Regions from separate parts of the Homo sapiens genome. Here region 2 is linked to region 1. The links are chromatin loops, found by intact Hi-C in ENCODE. Cell type or tissue: PC-9. All regions are shown on one strand. Each heading gives the region's core, and the rest is flanking DNA. Links, peaks and the distances in the headings are about the cores only. Region 1 overlaps EGLN3-AS1 (EGLN3 antisense RNA 1). Region 2 overlaps LOC102724945 (a long non-coding RNA gene).

What was found. A loop is a pair of places that touch in the nucleus more often than their neighbours do. Peaks named below come from ENCODE experiments on the same cell type or tissue, not always from the same donor. Only the 100,000 strongest peaks of a DNase experiment are listed, where the experiment ranks them.
Region 2: a loop joins it to region 1, with 2.9 times the contacts of the local background. A loop is called at or near these places in 6 of 110 quality-filtered maps.

What each region holds. Positions count from the first base shown.
Region 1 is chr14:34,048,064-34,057,526 of GRCh38, forward strand. The region is part of intron 2 of EGLN3-AS1 (EGLN3 antisense RNA 1); the gene reads left to right. The region is part of intron 5 of LOC102724945 (a long non-coding RNA gene); the gene reads right to left. Among named protein-coding and RNA genes, the nearest start is that of EGLN3-AS1, 13 kb to the left of the region's middle. RefSeq lists an enhancer at 7,221-7,270. In PC-9, for the core only: no CTCF peak of the experiment used is centred there; DNase peaks (open chromatin) are centred at 4,098 and 4,728; H3K27ac peaks cover 872 bases.
Region 2 is chr14:33,993,290-34,002,752 of GRCh38, forward strand. All of the region lies in intron 5 of LOC102724945 (a long non-coding RNA gene), which reads right to left. Among named protein-coding and RNA genes, the nearest start is that of EGLN3-AS1, 42 kb to the right of the region's middle. In PC-9, for the core only: no CTCF peak of the experiment used is centred there; a DNase peak (open chromatin) is centred at 4,472; H3K27ac peaks cover 1,521 bases.

The sequences.
Region 1 (9,463 bases), core at 3,708-6,207:
AAAAGAAAAGTAGAAACAGGTGAGATTTATTATAATAAAACATTTTATTTAACCAGAAAAAAATATATATATATATAAATATGACAATTGTTAACAATCACTTTTTTTTTTTTTTTTTTTTTTGAGACAGAGTCTCCCTCTGTTGCCCAGGCTGGAGTACAGTGGCACGATCTCGACTCACTGCAATCTCCACTTCCCAGGTTCTAAGCAATTCTCCTGCCTCAGCCTCTGGAGTAGCTAGGATTACAGGTGCCCACAGCCATGCCTGGCTAATTTTGTATTTTTGGTAGAGATGGGGTTTCACCATGTTGGCCAGGCTGGTCTCAAACTCCTGACCTCAGGTGATCCACCCTCCTCGGCCTCCCAAAGTGTTGGGATTACAGGCGTGAGCCACAGTGCCCGGCCAACAATCACTTTTAAGAGGGCTTTTTAATTAAATGTTAGGTCCCATTTATAAATTTAGTTTATAAAACTCATTCAAATATTTTATATCGTTTATATATTTAATATATTTTATTTCTCTCATGTCAGTTGTCTAAAAACTTCTTATAGCTCTAACAAATTAAGCTTTAAAATGTGAAAAACCATATTCTCTCAAGAATCCCAATACTGATCGCAATTTTAGAATGTCTTTTAATTTAAAATTAGAAAACTAAATCAATTTCTTAATTACATATTTTGTTTGGCATCAAAAGGATGATTGTTATTCTAATGGGTCAGTTTCCCTTAAATATTACAAATACTTAAAAAACCAAATGTGTATAACAAAAATATTATGAATTTGATTCTCTTAAACATTTCTTCATTTTTTTCTAAATTTTTGCAGGATTAAAAATGCTTACCCCATAAGGAAACAATCACGTCATTTTAAACACTCTTGGGTTACCTTCCCAAGCAATTTTGTGGGTTCCATCTCAGCTATATTAGGTTTGCTACCAATCTCAGATCCCTGCCTCTATCCCGCTGTAGTGTTCAGGCCTGTTTCTGAGTTGCCTTGTCTCATAGCCTTCCTCCCATCCTGATGCTTTTCTCCCAAATCACCACTTGGTTGATTTCAACTAATGTATAATACTTGCTGCTCCATTCTGTTCTGATTTTTCTTTCTTTTTCTTTTTTTTTAAGACAGAGTTTCGCTCTTGTTGCCCAGACTGGAGTGCAGCGGCGCAATCTTGGCTAACTGCAACCTCCGCCTCCCAGCTTAAAACAATTTTCATGCCTCAGCCTCCTGAGTAGCTGGGATTACAAGTATGCGCCACCATGCCCAGCTAATTTTGGATTTTTAATAGAGATGGGGTTTCACCATGTGGGTCAGGCTGGTCTCGAACTCCTGACCTCAGGTGATCCACCTGCCTCAACCTTCCAAAGGGCTGGGATTCCAATTTATTTTTCTATTCATCCTATTGGCACCACAGTGCTTACAGACATTTCAATGCCATCCTAAGGAATTCCTCACTGAGATTTGTCTAACTCAGTTTTGTTTTCACAGTTCCAAGTTCATGCCGCTGTTGGGTAGAAGAAGGCAGGGAGAGAAGACAGAGTAGGTAAAGAGCATTTCCATTTCTGACTGGCTTTCCCCATGGCACCCTCCTGTCAATAAGGATCAGGGGACCAAGCACAGAATGTATCACTGCCCCTGCACTCTTTCTCCATCATGGGGTCATCACAGTCGCCTCTCATCTGCCTGACCTCAGGATTTTCCCTGCAGAGTCCTGAAGACTTTACCAGGGGCCAGGCAACCCAAGAAACAGTTTACCAAGCCAAAGGTCAGTGAGTGATTTTGCTCATGCTCTCACATTCTCTCCATCGTTCTCTCTCTCTCTCACACACACACACGCATACACACACACACACACACACACACACACACACTCCCCTAATCCTCTGTGGCTCCAAACACAGGCTCAAAATTATTCCTGTCAACCTTTGTGAGGTCAGGCACTTCCTAAGCAGATGCTGCTAATTCTATCATATCCTTCAGCTGTCGGCAATGACGTTGCCTAGCCTATTTCCTTTTTGGTCTGCTTTTATAGCACTCTTACTTGAATATCAAATAGCTTTTTGTACCAAGGCAGCCAAGTTGAACGTCTAGTTTAAAACAGACAATTTTGGGGGTGGGGGAATAATTTTGTATAAACATAATAGCCTTAGGCAAGTCTCCTTCTTCCAACCAGAGGCTGTTGTGGTGCAGTGAAAGAGCACTGGACACGGAGGGGGAGATGTGGGCCCCATTTCAATAGCTGCTACAAACTCTGCCTTTTGGGCCTAATTCTGTGAGCATCAGTTCCTTCACCTGTGATATCACTGACACGGACATGGGAGCAATTGCTAAAGTCATTGCCAAGAGTAGATTTAAAAGCACATGAAACACTAGAAGTCTTTTCTTCTGTGGCCTCCAGTATCTCACATGCTCCTAGTTTCCTTTAGTCTCACCGCCTGGTCCTCCTCAGTCTCTTTGCTGGTTCCTCTCCTCTCCCCAACCTCTGAATATTGGGCTCAACCCTTGGACTTCTGCTTTCCTTCTCTCCTTGCTCCACTGGTGATCTTATCCAGTAGCATGGGTTTTAATATCATCTGTAGGCTGATGACTCCCACATTCACATCTCCAGCCCAGGATTCTCTGAATTCCAAGCTCATACTTCTACCAGCCTATTCATCATCTCAACTTGGGTGCCAAATATGCACCTCAAACTATACATTCTAAACCTGCTCGCCTGCAGTCTTTCCTAGTTTAGCTCATGGCAATTTCATCCTTCTGGTTGATTGGATCCAAAATCATAGAGTCATTCATGACTCATCTCTTTCATACCTCCCATCCTTCCATTCCATCACCAACTTTGAGTTCTATCTTCAAAAGATAATGTAAATTAGACTGTTTTTGCATCACCAACTACTGCCCTGAGGCAAGACAACATGAAATCTCACCTAGATTCTTGCTGGAGTTTCCTAAGTGGTATCCTTGGTTCTGCCCTCACTCCCTTCCACTCTCCTCGGTCTGTTTTCAAACAGCAGATGCAGTGATCGTGTTAAACTACACATTAGATCATGTCACTCCTCTCCTCAAAACCCTCCAATTTCTACCCATCACATTCAAGGAAATTACTGTTATGTATCACTTACTATAAAATGAGGATCACGATAATACCTACTTCATAGAGTTGTTGTGAGGATTTAAAAAGTCAGTATATGTGGACGGGCGCGGTGGCTCACGCCTGTAATCCCAGCACTTTGGGAGGCCGAGGCGGGCGGATCACGAGGTCAGGAGATCAAGACCATCTTGGCTAACATGGTGAAACCCCGTCTCTACTAAAAAGACAAAAAAATTAGCCGGGTGTGGTGGTGGGCGCCTGTAGTCCCAGCTACTCGGGAGGCTGAGGCAGGAGAATGGCGTGAACCCAGAAGGCGGAGCTTGCAGTGATCCGAGATGGCGCCACTGCACTCCAGCCTGGGGCGACAGAGCGAGACTCCGTCTCAAAAAAAAAAAAAGACTTTGGAGGTATGCACTATTATACCCATTTTACAGTTGAGGAAACTGCATTACAGAGAGATTAAATAAATAAGCTCCCCAAAGTCACATAGCTAGGGAATGGTAGAACCAGGCTTCTGCTGCAGGCACTTGGCCTCCATGCCCTGTTCTTTCGCTACACTGCCTCATCAGTAAGCCTTCTTCCAGGACACGCTCTACATGCTGAATAGTACCCCCATCATATGGAGGGAAAATTAATTTACTTGACCAATTCCTCACAAAGTCCTCTGATCATTCCAAGGGCTCTAACTTAAGCTAACAAATTCATTTACTCAACAAATACTATTGAACGACAAGGTACTAGGCATTGAAGACACACCAATGAACAACCAAAAAATGGACACAAAGTTCTGTCTTCATGGAGTTTACATTCTGTTAAAAGTACTTTTTATAATGGAAGCATCACTAGAGACCTGACTTGCCTACTGAGTAATTGCTTTTCTCTGCCGAGGTGAACAGGCTCAGCTTCATTCATTTGGCGCATCTTGTGGCCAAAGCACTTGGCTAACATCTGTGGGAGGAACAGAAATGATTCAGACATGGACTTTGCTCAGGGAAGGTTGTATATTACGATGTGCCTGGGTATCTCAGCAGCAGTACTTGTTGAACATGTTCCTGGGTCTGTCCTGTGCTCTCTCATTTAACATCTAAGCTCCCTAAGGGGGAAGAACATTCTTGTGGTTTCCTTTTTCTCTGCCCACAGAGCCTAGAAGAGTGCTTTAAATACTTTGGCTTTGCAGTTTATGTTCTTTATTGAGTACCAACTTTTAGAAAGATTCCTCAAAAATCTATTTGGCCATAAATTTTGCTCCCCACTCTTCTGTCTTTGATACCACATTTATTCCATCAGCAGACAAAAGAGAACTAAGACTATAAGAGCTACCTCTTATAATTGTTAATATTTTCATTGTCCTTTCCCTAATTAATTTTAACTATTTTAACCATTTAGCCACTTGGATGGAGGAACCCTGGTAGTCTACGGAATAGTCACGTCAAAGACTGATTGCCCCCCACCACCCCCAGCCAACACACACACACTTTAAACCCTTCAGTGATTTCTCACTGTTCTTAGGAAAAACAGCCAAATCTTCAGCAAGGTCTCCAATGTACAAGGTTCTGAGTGGCCTGGCTGTGCCTGCCCCTCGGCCTTTCCCCGCAGCGTCATGAGTCATCTTGCTCTGGGCACTGCAACCACAGGGCCTGTTTGTGGATTCCAAACACTCCTGGTCCATCCTGCTGCAGGGCATTTGCATGTGCAGTTCCTGCTTCCTAGAAAGCCTTTTCTTCTTCATCCTTTAGACTCAACTCAATCATTACTTCCTTAGACAAGCCTTCACTGGCCCCGGGGCCCCGACTCCACCCAGCATCATATCTTCTCATAGCATCAGCACCTCTCCTTCAGGCCCCTCTTCAGCTGTTCCTTCATCCCAGGTGTAATTTTACTTGTGTAGGTGGAAATATGTTATTAATGTATTTCTCCTCCACTATGCTTCATGAGTACAAAGACCATTTCTGATTTTTCTCACCATTGTATATCCAGAGCTGGGCACAGTGCTTGAAACTAAAAAAAAAACAAAAAATTACTCACTCAACAACCATATAATGAGCACCTTCTGTGTGCCTGGCCCTGTTCTAAGCCCTGGGAATACAACAGTGAAAAGCCAAAGTCCCTGCCTTCCTGGAGCTTATATTCTAGTTTTGGATAAGAGACAATAAACAAATAAGCAAGATGACTGCAAGGAAGGGTAAGTGTTATGGAGAAAGTACTTCTGAAGGGAACAGGATGTGAGCACTGGGGACAGGGTAGGATAGTATCTCAGATAATGGTCAGGAAAGGCCTTTACAGGGATCTGGCATATGAGCCGAGTCCTGGGTACTCTGAAGGGGGGACTGAATTTTATTGCAAAAGTTAGGACAGTCCCAGGCAAATCAGGACAGTTGATCACCTTGTTGATCATAGTATGCTGCCTGCTTCAGCCACTCACCCAGAAAATGATTCTCTCACACCTTCTAAATTTCATTTCCAGAAACACTCCTTCATGAGAATTAACACAGCTTAGAACACAGTAAATGCTTTGTAATGATGAGGAGACTTCCCAGGAATCCACACCCACTAACTTTAGGAGCAGTCCTGCCTTTGGGATTCCCAGTCAAAACCAGGCCCTCTCCTGCAACCCTCCCACTCTCAGAGTCCCATACTTGGATTTCCATGTGGATGGAATCCACCCAGCAGGAAAAGCTCATTTCCTCCCTCCATCTGGCTCACTCTCCCAGCCTGGAATCTTCCCCCACAATATCCCTTGGCAGACTCCTCTTCTGCACTCCCTCCTGGCTGGCTCAACTTCCGGCCAGTTCCACCCAATAATAAACTACCTGTAATGAACCACAGAGCAGCAGATCCCTCCAGTGGTCCTCCTGCTCCTTGGGGCACACACTTGAGCAGGCCCTGCTTCAACAATTGGCAGCTGCCCGCTTGGCGCAAGCACTCACACAAATTCTTCCTTACTCTCATTAGTCTAAACTAGGTCTTTATTTAATGGATTTAGAAACAGTTCACTGGCTAACCTGATTTTTTGTTTCATCTCCAGTCAAATTCCCAAGCCACTGTTGAAAGCTTCCCTTTTTATCTTCGCCCCTTTCCCAGCCCCAACTCTCCCCTCACCAACTGTATGAGCAACATTAGCACCTACGTCATTGAGATATTAGAAGGATTTAACCGAATTAATATACACAAAGCACCTAGAACAGTCACCAGCACACAGTAGCCCTTCACGTGAATGTATTCAATGAATGAAATGCTAGCCCTTATTATTGTCCCTGAGATCTGAGAGTCATTTGTGCCTTGATAGTAAGTAGCTGCCTGCTATGATTTTATTTGAAGAGACAAATTATCCTGTTGCCCAAATGCTCCCCCAGCAAACTTAAAAGTCCTGCAACCAGCATCTGTATTTAAAAAGAGCACGTGAGGTCAGGCACGGTGGCTCAAGCCTGATTTCCTAGCACTTTGGGAGGCTGAGGCTGGTGGATTACTTGAGGCCAAGAGTTCAAGACCAGTCTGGGCAACATGGTGAAACCCCATCTCTACTAAAAATACATAAATTAGCCAGGCTTGGTGGTGCATGCCTGTAATCCCAGCTACTTGGGAGGCTGAGGCACAAGAATTACTCGAACTGAGATTGTGCCACTGCACTCCAGTCTGGGTGACAGAGCAAGATTCTGTCTCAAAAAAAAAAAAAAAAAAAAGAAAGAAAGAAAGAAAAAGAAAAGAAAAGAAAAAAAAAAAAGCACATGAGAAGGATGGGAAACATTACAACAATTTCCCATTTTTCTCCCCAGAAGAGTTTATTAGATTAAATAGAAGTAGAATACTAAGGACTATAGCTGGATGGGGAGGACAGAGTTTGAGGCTTGTTTAGAAAAGAAGGTCAGAAGCTCTCACTGTAAGGAGGGGAGGCATCATGAGAGCATTGGACTCTTGACGGGGTGAAGGGAGTAAAGCTGAGGGCATGGAGAAGTGGAAGGGGTGTGGAGAGGAGCGATTACAAAGACAAAATTCAGCTAAGTTAATGGAGCCAGGTCCTTTCCTAAAGCCACATCTTCCCTCCCCAACTCTGCCCCAATCAAGACTAGACTACATACTGCAGGCATCCTACTCAAGAGAAAAGAGCCTGGATTTTCAAGCCACCATAAACTCAGAGCAACTCCCAGTCCTACCATTTACCAGTTGACTAAGTTCATTGACCCTTCTGAACCATGGATTCCTCTTCTATAAAAACAAAACAGAAACAAAAACTCTCAAAACAAAGTTGTGAGGATTCAGTAAGATAAGGCAGGTGATAGGCCAGCTAAGTGCCCAGCTTCTAGGAGGTGCTCAGATCGCTTAGTTTTTCAGCCAGCTTTCTGACCTCACACTAAGTCCACAGCCTCTTGCGCTTTTTCCTATCTAGTTTTTACATGTAATTTATTACATTCAATTCAATTCAACAGAGATTTTATAGAATGCCAAGCACTAAACTCTGGGGATACCAGAGGATCAGGTCCCCTTGCTCCCCATGGCCCCCCAAAACTTGTAGCCTATATAGGAGACTAAAGATTAAATATGCAGTTACAAATGAACAATGAACATTCCAATAAGGGAAATACAGGAGCTGTCAGAACACAGCTCTCACATTACACAATAGATGTAAAATGAGCTCTATGTCATTTATGCTAAATGTCAAGACACAGGAATTAAGCACTTCCACAATAAAAATCTAGGTGGATACCTCAGTAGAGCAGATTTTTATGTTGGTGGTAGTTTCCAAAGTTAGCACATAACTGAAAGCAGTCACTTGAAAAAAAATCCCTTAAATTATCCATAAAATAGTGTATACATGGTTTTCGTGTACAAGTATGCATTGCTGTGTGTATGTAAATACGTAATAATCTACACAACAGATAATTGACAAAGAATAAATATGCAAAATATAAGTTTACAGATTTTACTACACAGAAGAAACCAAAAGTGAAATTAGAAAAAGTTTGCAAAATCAATGTTCTAAAAACTTCCAGTGGAAATGCATGTTTTGTTTTGATAACAAATTCTAAAGGGCCAGGACACAGCTGCAAGGCCAAGCACATTCACACTCTTCAACCACCCTGGGCTTTTTAAAAGTGTGAATAAAGGCAGTAGCTTCAGAAAATCATTCTTTGGTTCTCTTAGTTGTTAGACTTCTGTAGGAGCCTGTCAATCTTACAGAGTATTAATAGAAAGAAAATTACCACCCCACCCCACCCCCCCCCCCCGCAAAAAAAACCTTATTGCCTTTTATTTTTGGACAGGTTATGGAATCACAAAATCTCAAGGTTGTAAGGGAACCGAAAGAGCACTGGTCCAACCTGTCATCATATGTTTCAATCCCTCCCAAGGGATCAAACAGTCTCTACTTAGATATTTCCAGTAGCTAGAAACTACCCCTTCCATCTTAGAACACCTCCAGCAGTAATTTAAATGCACAATTGCTTCAAAAATTTAATACATCAAAATTATGTGTTGCAGGAAGATCTTCCTGGCAGGGATTCACTTTAAAAGTATTATGAAGAATTTACTCTGCAATATTCTTAGTGTATAAAAGGGTCATACAGACTAATAAGAAAATCGCTAAGATCTCAATAGATAAGAAAAAATGTAAATCATCACATTTGTATTTAAAAGTTCAGTCAGCTGGGCGCAGTGGCTCACTCCTGTAATCTCAGCACTTTGGGAGGCCGAGGTGGGCGGATCACCTGAGGTCGCGAGTTTGAGACCAGCCTGACCAACATGGAGAAACCCCATCTCTACTGAAAATACAAAATTAGCTGAGTGTGGTGGTGTGTGCCTGTAATCCCAGCTATTTGGGAGGCTGAGGCAGGAGAATCACTTGAACCCAGGGGGCAGAGATTGTGGTGAGCCGAGATTGTACCATCGCACTCCAGCCTGGGCAACGAGAGTAGAACTCTGTCTCAAAAAAGAAAAGGTCAGTCTACCTAATTTAATAGGCAAAAAATTATCCCACATTTTAATCCATTAAATAACAAAGGTCAAGACACATTGCACCAAAAAAGCAGTGAGATATAAACTGATGGTAGAACTGTAGATTGCTACAACTTTTATGTATTTCATTTTGGCAATATTCATTTGTCAAAGAATAAGCCTAGAGGTTTGTTGTCGTTGTTGTTGTTTCATCACAGCTGAGTCTACTAATTTACCAGGCAAGGGAACACAAACCAAAACAGAAATTTGCAATGTATCCCTGTTAGGGAAATGTCAGGGGTTGCTTTTTAAGTGCTGGAGAGAAGTGCCTGATGATTATTCTAGTTAAGCATTGACAACTAGCATTCTAGACAGTCAGTCATTTAAACAAGTGTCACTGTCTGTGGTCAGGAAAGAGTTTTCAATCAGGTCCTGTGTGTGGGTGGGGC
Region 2 (9,463 bases), core at 3,156-5,655, 55 kb before region 1:
AACCCTGCTGATCCCTTGATTTTAGCCTAGTGAAACCTATATTGGACTCCTAACCTCCAAAACTTTCAGACAATACATTTGCATTGTTTTAAGCCACTACATTTCTGGAAATGTTTCCAACAGCAATAAGAAGCTGTTTGAGGTATGTGGGCGTTGCCCAAATAGAGATCTGGAGGACAGTTTACATAGCAGTCTGGAATAGAATTACAGATTTTGGAATCATTGGCACATGCTATCTGTCTATCTATATCTTTATCTATATCTATATATTGCAAGAAACATTCTGATTTCAGAGATGTTAAAATGCAATATATATATGATATATAATGCAATACATATATATTATATTATATATATATGTATTGCATTTTAACATCTCTGAAATCAGAATGTGTCTTGCAACTGATAAGGATTACAATCATTACAGGCAACAAACACACAGCTGTGTATGTCCAAGTGACTGGACTGGACAAATGTAACACTTTGGACATTTCAGTCAACAAAACACTTAAGCACTATTCAAGAAAGCACATGACTCCTGGGTATTGTCTGAAGACTTTCTATCAGTAAGTTTTAGAATGATCAAACAAGAGCCAACATCAAAACTTTCAGAGTGGGTGTCAATGACTTGGAAGAAACTCTTTGGGACATTAGTAGAGGTCTTGCTCTGTTGCCCAGCCTAGAGTGCAGTGGCAAGATCATAGCTCACTGCAACCTTGACTCCTAGGCTCAAGGGATCCTCCAACCTCAGCCTCCCAAGGAACTGGGACTGCAGGTGCACACCACCACACCCGGATAATTTTTATTTTTTTGTTTCTTGTAAAAACAAGGTCTTGCTATATTGCTCAGGCTTGGTCTTGAACTCCTGGGCTCAAGTGATCCTCCCACCTCGGCCTCCCAAAGTGTTGAGATTACAGGTGTGAGCCCCACACCCAGCTGAGAATTCTTTTAAGTAATGCTGATTTATCAATACTTTAGATGGAATAAGACACAATACTGTGATGGAAAAATAAGGATAAAGATAGTTTGAGTTAAAATGTAACTCTGAGAAGTTAGATTCTGAAAAATGTCAGATATATAGTATTTTGCTTGTATTTCATTTTTTATATGCACAAAAGTCTAAAAGAACTTTTTCAATACTTATGAAATAAACATTTTAAGTGATAAAGCATTATATCAACCTAATTAACAACACATTTTCTTCTGTCATTCATAAAATAATGGTGCATTTTACAATTGAATGGTGTCTCAAACTTGATGGTCGTTGTAGCTGTAGAGAAGGGTGAGATGATTGAAAGAGCATAAAATAAGTGGAGCAGAAGATCCAGAGGAAAATCTCTAGAAACATTACCAGGTAATTTGATAATATATATCTGAACCATAAAAATATTTATACTCCTTTATCCTGTTTTGGGTAATTCATTCCAAGGAAGTCATCTAAGAGGAGAAAAGAAAATAATTATATTAGGGGATGGTGGCTTACTTCCACGGGGAAGAAAATGGGCATGGACAGTAGTCTCAGAAGCTGGACTATGACCCTGAGTCCCAGCCCTCTACCACTGGCAAGGACACAGTGTTTGTGCCAAACTAGAGACATGGTCCATTGTTATTCAGAATGTAGTAGCAGCTCTGGTGAGCCAACAGCTTTGGTGTCCTGGTCATCTTTTTCTGTCTCCAAAAGGGTATGCAGAGCATCCTGACTGCTCTGTGTATCTCACATTTATTCTCACTGAGAGAGAGGAGGAAACTGGATCCATTTGATACCATCTAATATGGTGCCCTGCTATTGGGCAGTCTCTTGTAGAGCCTCTGCATGGGCCTTTCTCATGGACATGGCTGCCCTTTGGCCCAGGCACAGACCCCCTGGCTCAGTAGTAGTCATAGGAATGGCAGAGTCACATGCATAGAGCATAATGACTATGAAGAAAGACTTGGCTTCTTTCCCCAGAGGCAGGCTATGGGCATGGTGGGCACTTAGAATTTAGAGATTACCCAGACTACACAATTTGGGAAGAAGGGAAAGGGTGTACTTTTTATTGTAATAAAAAAAAAAGAAAGGAATCTAAATATCTGAAAATAGTGAAATGATTATTCCATTATTTTAGCACATTCACTCAATAGAATTGTATGCACATTTAAAGGGGACAATTCTGATTAACAAGAATAACAAGTAGCAAAATGGAAAAAGGAGACTATAATATTGAACATAGCTATGACTGAAATTTCATAAAAATATACATTATATGGAAAATTATAATAGTGAAGCAAATGGGATTATGAGTGACTATTTTCTCTATAGTTTGAATTTTGTGCAACATTTTTACATTATTTGATAATCATGATAGAGGTAGGAGAAAACATGATTTTAACAATTGTAGTTTATGAAATAAAGCCATCAATCCAACTTCCTAAAAGATGGACAATCTAGAGTTGCAAATTGCTAAACTATGAAATAATTAATAGAAACTATAGACAAGTGACCAATAAAAAGGTCTGACCTAAGTAAGTGGTGCTTTGAAATGGACTCAAAAAGACCCAGGCAGAATAATTCATTTCCCCTCATGTTTCTTTCATTAAAAGTAAATTTGTTTCCAGTGCAATCGTTCTTGCAAAAACCAAAATAGATTTTAATATCACTAATACTTTAAAACATCTTGACTTCTTCAAAGATCTCAAAGGATTTTCACACATAGTGAGCTTCTCTACCCTGGCGATTGGGTATAATTATCAGTCCCATTTTATGGAGGAGAAATTCGCAAAGACCTGTCTAAGATCTAGCATTGCTGAATAATAATTTTCCAGCTAGCAAAAGCTTATCAAGTTTTTTCAATAACTTTCCAGCTAGCTAAAGCTTAGATATCAAGTATCCCTGTATTTCTACATTTACCATTACTCTCTTTCATCAATGCATTAAAATTTTCTCTGCCTTCTTAAACAGGATATATTCAACATAATTTCACTTTTAAAATGGAGGGTTCTAGTTATTAAAATAAATATCAATAATTATATGCTAACTTACTTTATTACTTCATAGATTATTTAAATTTCTAATTATTGGTATGGAAAAATGGCCTCAGATACGATTTTTGCCTTTTGCATTGCTGAATCATTATTCCTGAATTTATGTATCAGGGTGTGTGTGTGGTGTGTGTGTGTTTGTGTGTATGAAACTATATACCCACTTCATCCATGTGGTCATAATGGAAAAAGCCGTAATTGGGAAATATGATCTGCTCCCACATAGGACCATAAATGTTTGGTACAGGAGTGGGCACATGACTGAAGATGTGCACGCATGAGCGCTCACAGACACACACACGCATACACACTCACACACACACACTCACACACTCACACACACTCGCATACACACACACTCGCATACACACACACAGTCGCATACGCACTCACCCACACACACACTCTCTCACACACACACACACTCAATCACACACCCACTCACACTCATATGCCATCCAGGCTCAGCAAGCCTGCCTTTCTTACCACTCCTCTTTAATTCTACTTCTGATTTGCCTTGGACATAGAGCCTAATAAGCAAGTTGTGTAAAATAAGAGTTTAAAACTTTTGTGCTAGGTACTTTTCTATATACAATTCTATATGCAAAATTATAAGCTTTGATATATGGCTATTCAGAGACTCTTTCATGGAGTGTTAAGATTGTTGGATAAAGAAGCCCCAATTAAAGGAAGGTTGAGAGATAGCTACGTGCTAGGCAAGGACATGATTATATTTGTGCTCCACTCCATAATTTCTGGAAAAGCTCCCTCATTTTATCTGGAATTGTTCACCCCCTCTATTCATATGATTATAATTGGAAAAGCCATGGTTGGGCAATGTGATCCCCTCTTCCCATAGGGTCATAGAGGTTTGGTACAGGAGTGGGCACATGACTGGCATTCAGTTTCTTCCCTGGACATTTGAAATAGGAAGGGAGGGAGGGAAGAAGAAGATCATTCTCTTTCCAAACGGCCAGACCTGTCAAATGACAATTCTGAGAGCTGTAGGTCATATTTCTGTCATGTGAACTTCAAGGCAGAAAAGGCAATAAGAGAGGATGGAGCAGACGCACAGAGATGAGAAATAAGGAGAAGCCTGACAGCCCCCGAGAGTCTGGGTCTAGTCCCTTCAGGAGGCCCAGCTAAATCTTTGCCCTTGGATTCCATGAGATACCCATGCATTCTGAGGGTGATATTCAAAATAGTTAATATGAAACTGGGGGAGAAAATTAGAACAGACAGGGCCAGACACCTGGTACATGGTTCTAGAAGTCCACTGCCATTCCACACGTTCCCTCTTTTGCCATGAAGTACAGAGAGCCTGAGAAATCCCCAAGTGGCTGAGGCAGACAGGAGGCATTTGGGGGTGTCAGAGTAATAGGAACAGAGGTATTTTACAATGTAAACAACCAGTATCCCCAAGCAAGTGCAACCGGCTATCAGCCCTGTCTGTATTCTTACAAGAAATGCTGCTAAGCTAGTTTTAGTGGTTTCTGATACAATTTTAAGAGTCCTAAAGAATATGATTTGTGCTGTGTCATGGTTTGCCATCTATTTTGCTGACCAAATTTGATGGTAACCTCATAAAGCCTCGGGAGCTGGAACAAACCTTGAAATAATTGTCTAGTTTCCTAACCAAATTTATTCTTCATCCTAATAATTTATTGCAAGGTAGAAAAAAAACTGTGTCTTGTAATTCAATATAAGCATCAGAAATACAACTTACAAATTAACTTTTTCTTATTACAATGTAATATATGTTCATTGTAGAAAAAAGTTAAAAATATAGGTGAAGAAAGCAAAAAATTTAACACTCACTTATTCAACCACCAGTTAAGGAATAAAAATCACTACTAACTCCTTTGTATATATCCTGATTTCATGTATTTATATAATTCCTAGTTTTTGAAAGAATAATTTTACATGGGAACCATATTTTACTTAATGTATTATGATCTTTCTTTCTACAAAATCCAGGTTATTTAAAAAAATCTCTAGTCCTATATTTCATTTCTTGGATGCTCAGGCATTAGAGGGAACAAGGAGGACAGAGCTTCAGTGTTATTTGAGGTGCAAGGTTTATGTAGCTCTTTACTCCTTGCTCACAGTCCAGATCTCATGAGAAAAGGCTGAAAAGGTTGACCTTATTTCCCGGCAGAATTACTCATGTTACCACTTTTACTTAGGATGCTACTTAGCTAGTTGTGTCTGACTATCTGAGAAAGGATGAATTTACACATTCAGCAGCAGACACACTGAAATCAACAAAGTCCATTATTTAATCTCCAACATTAGCTTCTCATTGCAGAATGAGGGGAAGACGAATGAGTTATGGAACTTCCTATATCACTTAGCTTCCTTCACTTTTATCCATTGGGAAGTAAAGTTTTTTCAGTAAGAAAAGCAGTTTGCATTTAATCACCAAGACATATATCCAGAGTATTGTGAAAGTGATACAAATTGCTGGTGTTACAGAGGATGTGCCAGGTCAAAGGAAGTGGCAGAATGGAGAAGAAATGGAGATGCCTGAGGATTCCAATGGAGAGGTCACAGACAAAGAGTCACAGTCACAGTAACAAATGTTGGTGAAGATGTTGAGAAACTGGAACCTTCATACACTGCTGGTGGGAATGTAAAATGATGCAACCACTCTAGAAAATAGTCTGGCAGTCCCTCAAAGTGTTAAACATGGGGTTATCATATGGCCTGGCAATTCCACTCCTACGTATATACCCAAAAGAATGAAAGCTTACATATACACAAAAGCATGTACACAAGTGTTCATAGTAGCGTCATTCATATAGCCAAACAGTAGAAATAATCCAAATGTTCATCAACTGATAAATGGGTAAACAAAAATGTAATTCAAACAGTGAAATATTATTAAGCTACAAAAAGGAATGAAGTGGCCAGGCACGGTGGCTCACGCCTGTAATCCCAGCCCTTTGGGAGGCTGAGGCAGGTGGATCACCTGAGGTTGGGAGGTTGAGACCAGCCTGACCAACATGGAAAAACCCCGTCTCTACTAAAAATACAAAATTAGCCAGGCATAGTGGCGCATGCCTGTAATCCCAGCTACTCTGGAGGCTGAGGCAGGAGAATCACTTGAACCCAGGAAGTGGAGGTTGCAGTGAGCTGAGATCGCACCATTGCACTCCAGCCTAGGCAACAAGAGCAAAACTCCATCTCAAAAAAAAAAAAAAAAAGGAATGAAGTATTGACACAGGCTATAATATGGATGAACCTTGAAAACATTATGCAAGTGAAAAAAGTCACGAAAAACTGCATGATTTCATTTATATGAAATGCCCAGAATGGGCAAATTTATAGAGATAGAAAGTAGATTAATGGGCTGGGAAAATAGAGGAGGGGAAATGGGATTGATTGCTAGTAGGTACAAGATTTCTTTTGGGGATAATGAAATGTTCTAAAATTAATTGTGGTGATAATTACACAACTCTTATCTGTTGTACTGTATATCCTAAATGGGTGAATTGTGTGGTATGTAAATTATATTTCAATAAAGATTTTTTAAAACAAGAGAGAAAGTTATACTTCCACAAGTCCATTTCACCTTCCTCAACTTCTCTGGCTGACATCAAGCCCGTTGTACCAAGATACCAGTCTAGAAATAGTAGTGTGGTCTTTCTGTACAATGTTCAACTGTGAGTCAGGGCTTTAAAACAAAGCCCAGATGATAGACCAATATAGCAAACCAAATTTAGTCCTTGTTAAAAAATACCACAAATGGAAATGTTAGCTTTAGGGCCTCATGAGCTATTGCAACATAGTTAAAATTACTATAGATATGAGATCCGTCAAATGGATCAAACATTTGCCAGTCCCTGATTTGAGTTAAAGTCTTCCAAAGATCATAAGAGAATACAAGAGTAGTTTTTTAAGGCCTCAGAAAACAAAAAAAAAAAAAAAAAAGGAAGGAAGAAAGGAATGAACAAGAGAAGGAAAGACAAACGAAGATGTTCACTAAACAAATAAGTTCACCAAAGGGCTCAAATGCATTCTTCTTCTTCTTCTTCTTCTTCTTCTTCTTCTTCTTCTTCTTCTTCTTTTTTTCTGCTTGCCTTGCCTTGTCTTTCTAAAAGAATTGAATGGTCCTGGTGTTCAGGGCCCATGGGCCCCCTTTTGAGTTCTTCCATGGCATTTATACGGCCCTGTGAGAGTGAATTCTAATGACCTAAGGCCCTGCATAATCCAGCTTGTGCTCACAACTTGCTTCATCTCATTCCACAGCTGCCTGTGCACACCCCGCTCCCACACACCGGCTCCTTCCATTCCTCACATCTGCCAGGATCCCCTGACCTCAGGGCCTCTTACCATACTGGTCCCTCTGCCTGAATGCTCTTCCACACTCTTTTCATGGTTCCCTTGTTTTCATCCTTTAGGTCTTAGCTTAAATGTCATCTGTCAGAGAGGCCCTCCCTCACCACTGCATATGAATTAAGTAGGTTCCCGTGACAGTCTCTCATCTCATCCAATCAGTTTACTTCATAGTATTTATTGCAACAACATTCCACAAATAATTATGCAGTCCCTGCTTATGCACTTGGGTACTGTTTTAGGTGCTGGGGATACAGCAGTGTACAAAACAATTCAATCCGATTTGTTGTTTCTTGCTTCTTCGTTGTCTTCCCCATGAATCTAGAACTTCTTTGTAAGCAGGCACTGGCTGCAAGGGGAGACAGCATGGTGAAGTAATCTTGAGCAACAACTCCAAGCCAGAGCCTTGGTTAGAATCCTGGCTCTTATTACTTGGCCAAATGAATTAATTGCTCTGAACCTCAGTTTCCCCATCTGTAAAACAGGCATAGTGACAGTACCTTCTTCTTGGGGTTCTTATGAGGACTGCACAAGTTAGCATGGTTTAGTCACTTGGAATAATGCTTGGCAAATAGTAATCCCTATAAATATGTTTGTTAAAGTTTTTTGATTGTTGGACCAATACAGTACCTAACAAATAGTTGGTTTTTAGTTAAATGAATTAATAAATTGTGGTGCCTGCAGTTAAGCCTACATTTATAAGCAAGCCAAACAAGAAGACAGAGCAGATCAGCAAGAATAAAAGGCTCCCTTTCCTCTTGGAACTATTTATTGGAAGAAAGCCTTTGGTTTTATAGATAGAATGTGACATTTTTGGTCAACTCCAAAGAAGTGGCAGGATTTTCTTTGGAATTTGCTGGAAATATTGTGGTTGTTTTCTACTGAAAGAGGTTCTGGGGCTTTCCAGGGAGGAAGGGCTGTCAGCTCCAGCTGAGTCTGTCATCTGGCTTCCACTGTCACATGAAAGAAACTATCTGTCTCCAGGAGTTGGTGGAAGAATCACAAAGACACTTCCGTACTTATCCTCGATTTCTCCTGTCCTCTTCTCATTGCATACATCTACAATTTCTAATTTGATATATTTGTCCACTAGAAAATCAAGGTTGAGTTGTGAAGGAGCTAAATGCAAACTATTCTGATGGCATTCCCAGTAGCTCCTTCCAGTGAACGTTAGCTATCACATGTATGAAACGCAGCGCGTCAGCACCTGAATGTTCTGTATGTGCAAACTGCCAGGAAAGACAAAATCAAATAGAAGAATGATGATTCAAGTAATCAAAGCCATTGGGAGCCATTGGCAGGTATTTACCAGGATCCTACTAAGCTCTGGCATTTTTGAAGATGCCATGGGAAAGACCAAAAATACAAGAAAACAACACATTTTGCCACAGATTTGCCTTTAAGAAGTCAATAGTCTGTTTGGCTCAAAATTTTCATACATCAAAATGGGGGAAGTTTTATAAAGACGTATATATATATGTGTGATAGGCAGAATAATTCCCTCCCCAACTCCGTCCCCGCAAAGATGCCCACATCCTAGTTCCAGGAACTGTGAATATGTTAGGTTACATGGCAAAGGGGAAATTAAAGTTGCAAATGCAGTTAAAATTGCTACATCCATTGACCTTAACATGAGGAGATTATCTTGGATTATCCAGTGAGCCCACTCTAATCACAAGAATCCTTAAAAGTGGAAGAGGGAGGCAGAGGAAGAGAGCTAGAGAAAGAGATACGACTAACGACTATGGGAGTGGGATAAAGAGGTTATATTGCTGGCTTTGACGATGGAGGAAGGGGACCTCAGCAAAGGAGGGCAGGCCACCTCCAAAAGGCGGAAAAGGAAAGGAAACAGATTCTTCTTTAGAGCTTCCAGAGGGAACTCATCCATCCTGCCATCTGGATTTTAGCCCTGTTCAACTTCTGACCTGCAGAACTGCAAGATAATAAATTTGTGTTGTTTTGAGCTACAAAGTTTGTGACAATTTGTTAAAGCAGCAATAAAAAACTAATACAACATATCATAAAATCCTAAATTGAGTAGTATGAGAAAATAAATTAGGAAGCAGAAAGAGAGCAATGCTGGCTATAGTTAAAGAAAATGACAGAG